Regions from separate parts of the Homo sapiens genome. Here region 1 is linked to region 2. A link is a loop called in an ENCODE intact Hi-C map of the cell type or tissue named here. Cell type or tissue: PC-3. All regions are shown on one strand. Links, peaks and the distances in the headings refer to the core of each region. The heading gives the core; the rest is flanking DNA.

Evidence for each region. Hi-C counts contacts between places; a loop is a spot of excess contacts. Peaks named below come from ENCODE experiments on the same cell type or tissue, not always from the same donor. Only the 100,000 strongest peaks of a DNase experiment are listed, where the experiment ranks them.
Region 1: a loop joins it to region 2, with 8 times the contacts of the local background. A loop is called at or near these places in 2 of 110 quality-filtered maps.

Annotation. Positions count from the first base shown.
Region 1 is chr6:163,390,546-163,393,465 of GRCh38, forward strand. It overlaps LOC105378100 (a long non-coding RNA gene), which reads right to left. Exons shown (of 4, transcript XR_943208.3): 1 at 2,590-2,920; 2 at 1,307-2,083; 3 at 267-373. Among named protein-coding and RNA genes, the nearest start is that of CAHM, 22 kb to the right of the region's middle. RefSeq lists a silencer at 2,072-2,366. In PC-3, for the core only: no CTCF peak of the experiment used is centred there; DNase peaks (open chromatin) are centred at 1,616 and 2,206; H3K4me3 peaks cover 1,220 bases; H3K27ac peaks cover 1,622 bases.
Region 2 is chr6:163,307,792-163,310,711 of GRCh38, forward strand. The region is part of intron 4 of PACRG (parkin coregulated); the gene reads left to right. PACRG-AS1 (PACRG antisense RNA 1) reads right to left here. Exons shown (of 6, transcript NR_028390.1): 6 at 2,194-2,920. Among named protein-coding and RNA genes, the nearest start is that of PACRG-AS1, 15 kb to the right of the region's middle. RefSeq lists an enhancer at 1,484-2,683. In PC-3, for the core only: no CTCF peak of the experiment used is centred there; DNase peaks (open chromatin) are centred at 1,740 and 1,880; H3K4me3 peaks cover 1,248 bases; H3K27ac peaks cover 2,360 bases.

The DNA.
Region 1 (2,920 bases), core at 159-2,658, 83 kb after region 2:
ATCTGGGAGGTGGAGGTTGCTGTGAGCCGAGATCGCACCATTGCACGACAGCCTGGGCAACAATAGCGAAACTCCGTCTCAAAAAAAGAAAAGAAAAAAGAAAAGAAAACAGTTGTAAGAAATCTATCTGTCCTCAAGGTTATGCTGCAATATCACTTCTATCCACTTCAATACCATTTTCATATGTGAAGAAATATAGGCTCATTAAAGACAAACAGGTCACCCCAAATCCTACATTGAGTTACTGGTATAATTATGTTATTCACCACTGCATGTTATTTGGATCCTATATATGTAATCAGTAAAATTTCACATCCACTACCTCCTTTGATTTTCATGACAAAATGGAAACAGATGGAACAAGCATTGTTAGCTGTAATTTTAGATGAGAAAAGTAAGGTTTAGAGAAGTGAGGTGACTTCCCCACTGTCAATCAGCCTGTGAAGAAATAGGACTTGAAGCAATGTTCATTCTAACCATACCTCATTATACATCTGTACATACACACAAACACACAGACACATGTGCACACACAGGTTCATTTCAATAAAGAATAAAAATAAAGGCCAGGCGCAGTGGCTCATGCCTGTAATTCCAGCACTTTGGGAGGCTGAGGCAGGTGGATCACGAGCTCAGGAGTTTGAGACCAGCATGGACAAAATGGGGAAACCCCGTCTCTACCAAAAATACAAAAATTAGCCAGGGGTGGTGGCGGGCGCCTGTAGTCCCAGCTACTCAGGAGGATGATGCAAAAGAATCGCTTGAACCCAGGAGACGGAGGTTGCAGTGAGCCGAGACTGTGCCACTGCACTCCAGCCTGGGCGACAGAGCGAGACTCTGTCTCAAAAAAATAAAATAAAATAAAATTTAGTGAAATCACTATCCTTCTTAAGATTTTGTTTAATAAGTGTTTTAAGGTATCGCCCATAATTATTTGCTCTTTTGCATCCTGCCAAAATATGGGTGTAGGAACCACCTGGCTTTTCTGCAGTTCTAATTGGTATAAAATATTTTCCATTATCTTGAGACTTGATAAAATATAAATAGCTTGTACTTTGTCTCTCTTGGTTTTGATACCTAATGGAATGTGAAAAGGCAAGATGACACATAAAAAGAGAGCAAAAGATAATTAATGCAAAGATTAATTTTGGGAAACCTCCAGAATTACATCATGTGATTAGTTCACAGTTTAGAAGCCTTTGGTGGAATTACATTCATGCAAACAAATTCCATTCACATAGTTCAGGGAAGCTGAATGATTTTATAGATGAATTATCCTTAAAATGTAAGGTTATGTAAGTCTTACTCCTCATTTTCTTCCTGATATCGAGCTTAAACAGTCAAGAAAAGCCAAGATCTGGCACTCAGTTTTTTATGGAAAAATCGATGGCAGATACTAAAATGGTGGAAAGAAGGCTGCCACTAAGCTAAAGTACAGCAACTTTTTAAATGACATAAATGCTCCTTGAAGGCAAGTAGCCAAGGTTGGTAGTCTCCAAATGTCATCTGTGCTGGTTTCCATGTCTTTGTGCAATGCTGTACAGGGGTGAACTGAGTAAAAGGCTAGAATGGATCTGTGGTTTTCAAGTTGCATTTTTGTTGTTGTTGTTTTAGGGAGTGACACATACAAAACTATTAAAGGTGGACATAGTAGGAGTCAGGGAGGGAATGCGGAAGCCCAGGGCTCTTCCATAGCCTCCAGGTGAAATGAGTTCTGTGACTCACTTGAAGTGTTTATGACACAATATTAGCTGCCTTTACCATACGCTTAAATATTGATTACAGTAAAATGATTGTAACATAAAACATCACTCAGTGGGACTCCTTCCTTAGGTTATGAAAATTCAGATTTAAGATTCAACTATGTAGATAACACAATAAACCAAAAATAATTAAGCGAACTCATTACAAATTTGGAAAATAAAATGTTTGTTTGTTTGTTTGTTTTTTCCTCCAGCTGAATTGACTGGTTGTTTGTCGGTATGGACAAAATAAAATGATTATTTCATTGTGAGAATACTTCTTGGACAGCTTCTCCCATTTACAAGCCAACTCTTTTCAGACGAGCTTGTACACGTACACACTGTCAGAGAACAGAGGAAGACAGGTCAGGGTAGTTTTGAATTTGGCATTTAGCCAGTAAACTTTTAATTTCATTTTGGATTCAGGCTTAGCTGTGAAACATGTATGTCTCAGTCTAGGGCAGTAACAGTTTCAGGCTGGAGAAATCTCACAATGCATAACTGCCACTCCCAGTGTCTCCATGGAAACAGCTGGGGGCTGGTCTGCCAGTTCCTATCATGTTTGAGAACCATGTGTAATCACTTTGGAATAGGCAGTATTTTTAAACTTTGCAGTGAGTTGGGTGAAAGCTTCAGGGATCAAATATTTGAAAATGTCTGAGGAGTAAAAATCATGCCATGAGATAAAGCTTTGTGAGAAAGAGACAACGCAAAACGGTCACTTTTAATATTTCAATTCTGAGTTAAGACTTCATATAGATATTTTCATTTATTCCTTGCCATTTTAATACAGATTCGGATAGGTTCTTGTTTGAGAAAAGAGGTTCTGCAAAGCTTTTCTACTTACATGAAACTCCATGGTAATGACGCTGTACTGGAAAAAAGAGAGGTTAGATAAAAGATGAGGTCTCCAAGTTTTAGAGTGAAAATGCTAAATGTTGCTTAGATTTTGTGTGTATTTAGTTGTATTTAAAAAGGTAAATGAGAAATCATTTGTATACTGGTTTCTGAAAGATATATTTGAGTTTATTAAAACTTTCAGATTTTTTGTACTTTACTCAATGCATGACTATTTCACTGAAATTCTCACGTTTTTGTTTTGGTGTCAGGAGAGGCACTGTTTTGACAGTATTTGCACATGGGATTTACCTCCATCCTTGGATATATTTCTGTGACAC
Region 2 (2,920 bases), core at 317-2,816:
CACGGCTTCTCCCCAAAAGGCTCTTCTCTTACTCATTGTTTAAAAAGAAAAAAAATGAATTTGGTCCTAGGTTTTCCCCTGCCTCTTTCTTTTCTTTCTCACTCCTTCACCTCCAGAAAAGACCAGATTGGAATTCATAGCTGTTTCCCTATAATTATCTAAACTTTACTGGAGAAAACTCTTATTCTAAAACAGGTAACACTATTTCTATATAGTAAATTCAGTCCAAGCTAACCCAAACAAACACATTTCTGGCAAAACAAATGGTGACAATTTAATCTAGGTATTGAAACTGTAAATATCTTAAAAGATAAAATATACCTGTAGCTTTCCTTTTCCCCTTTCTTAATTCATATTAAAAAAACTCAAAAGCAACCATTTCTAAATTCGCAAACATTATGAGTTATTGTTAATGACTTTTTTTAGCAATATGTTATCTGTTGAATAAATTTCTTTTGAAAATTTTTAGCTTTATTTCACTAAAATTGACATTTCTGCTTAAAAAACAAGGAGTAAATACAAACAAGGAGTTTCTGTTTTGGTCATCTCAATCTTTTAACTACTAAATCCAATAAACACAAAGGAAAAATTTGGCTGGGTGTGGTGGCTCACGCCTGTGATCCCAGCACTTTGGGAGGCCAAGGCGAGCGGATCACTTGAGGCCAGGAGTTCGAGACCAGCCTGGTCAACATGGCAAAACTCTGTCTCTACTAAAAATACAAAAATTAGCTGGGCATCGTGATGCACACCTGTAATCCCAGCTACTCAGGAGGCTGAGGCAGGAGAATCGTTTGAACCTGGGAGGCAGAGGCTGTAGTGAGCCAAGGTTGCACCACTACACTTCAGCTTGGACCACAGAGTGAGGCTCCGTCTCAAAAAAAAAAAAAAGGAAAATTTATTCAGAATCATCCAACAGAGAATCTGTGATGGCTTAGTGTCGTCAAGAAACATGATAATAATAAATGCAGTGAGTTCCACCTGCACAAACCTGCCAAGACCTGAGCCAGGCCGCCAGGGCTCGCTTTCTCTCTCACCACAGCGGATGACATCACTGCAACCCAATCAGAAGAAAGCCAGCTTTAGCTGTGACTGATGACGTCAAAGGTTACAGGTCTTAATAGGTGAAAATCCTTTTACTTGGGCCTTAAAGCTCTTGAAATTTTTTAGTTCAGCATTTGAGAATCAAAAATATGCCTTTTCTGGTCCAGAAAGAAACTATTTGATTTCTTCTGTCAGCATTTTTTTTTTAAATTCCACTCAGTGTTGCTTCAGCGAGATTACCTGGCCCCAGTGGGGAACACATGGCAAGGCGATTTCTGCAGTCGGCTTGATTCCGACAAATGCTGGGTACGGAAAGAGCTTGGATCTGGCCTGAGTTCACTCAAGCGCCATGTGTGCAAAGTGGCTACGCCTGGCAGCAAATGCTCCACATGCCAACGGCCAGAGCACAGCCCTAGACCGATGGCGGTGCGGCTGAACCACGAGGCCTCCGCAGCTATTTATTTCAGAGCCTTGGTTTTATGGCTGTCATTCAGCCTTGGGTGCGTGGAGAGAGTCAGTCTGCCTGAGTCAATGTCTCATGCTCTCTGCGGCTAAGGTGAATGTTGTTCTATCAGTATAATCGTCATGTATTTGTCTGAGATAGTTGCTAATTTCTACAGTCAGTTCTACAGTCTAGCTATTGTGTACCTAGGAAGTAACACAAACCATTGTTGTTACTGAGCCTGGCAAGTTGCATCATAAAATTCAAGCTTCCGAAAGCAGGTATTTAGTGTGAAGAAAGACTGGTAATGATAGTTTTATCATCATCTCAGTCACCTCTTAACCATTTCCTGATTCACTCAGGTGGTTTTTAATGGAGTTTCCCAAGTTAGTGTTTCCTGGGAGAATGTTTGGTTCGTTGCCTTCTAACAGCCTCCAGCTCTTCAGGCATCTCAGGCAGGAGAGCGTGTTGGGGCCGGGACTCTCCTCCCGTGGACCTGACAACTCTGCCTTCCCCGGTGTGGTCTCGCTGTTCCCTTTGAGAGTGCGATGCTGCCGCTTCAGCCAGGACGTTCTCAAAATTAGCAGAAGGGCTTCCTTCCTGAAATCGTGCCTATTTAGGATTTTCTTAGTCATTACGAAAAAGTATAGATAGAGTTCATAAATGACTTCATCTATTCGGTATCAAATGAACAACACTTCAGGCATGTTGAATGAGCAATCTAAAGGAAACATTTATTTGTTTAATTTTTCCAGTGCCTTCAATAAGGCTTTCATTTCCAAATAACTCCTTTGTGTATTGCTGTTCATACAATGGCTATATATTTACCATTTAACAGTATTGCCCCAAAGCGTAAGAGTGAGAAAAATCCAAATTTGAATTAAATTCTCCCTGAGCCTCGCAGTGGCCGTCACACGTTCCCCTCCTGCTTTTCGCGTCTCTAGGATCTCCGAGTGTCTTGACTACAACAAACCGTTCAGAGTTCTCAAGACGCAGGGCTCGGTGGCAAGCAAAGCGCCACGGGGGACACACAGCGCGTGGAGGCTCTGGAAGCAGTGGGGTGCGTGGGCCCAGACATACTTCCATGGAGGAGAAAGTGACCACTGTATGCTACAGGAAGCGTGGCTAATTAGGCTTCCTCAGCTGGATGGCAAGCTCCCGGGGGTCTTTTTTGTCTCGCATTGCCCTATAGCGCGGAGTAGATGCTTAGTCTACAGGGAGGACAGCCTGTGAAACAGCTGCAGCTGCTGCCACGACCCACGGCGTTCTGCAGGACGGAGGAGCAACGCGTCAGCACACGTCCCGGGAGTGACGTGGGAAGACCTCGCTCTGGCCACCAAACCGTCCTTCCTTTCTGTCTTTGCTTCCTTCACCTTCGATTTTTTCCTTTCTCCTGTAATAGTCATAACTAAAGAACGTAGAAGAAAGAATGAAGTT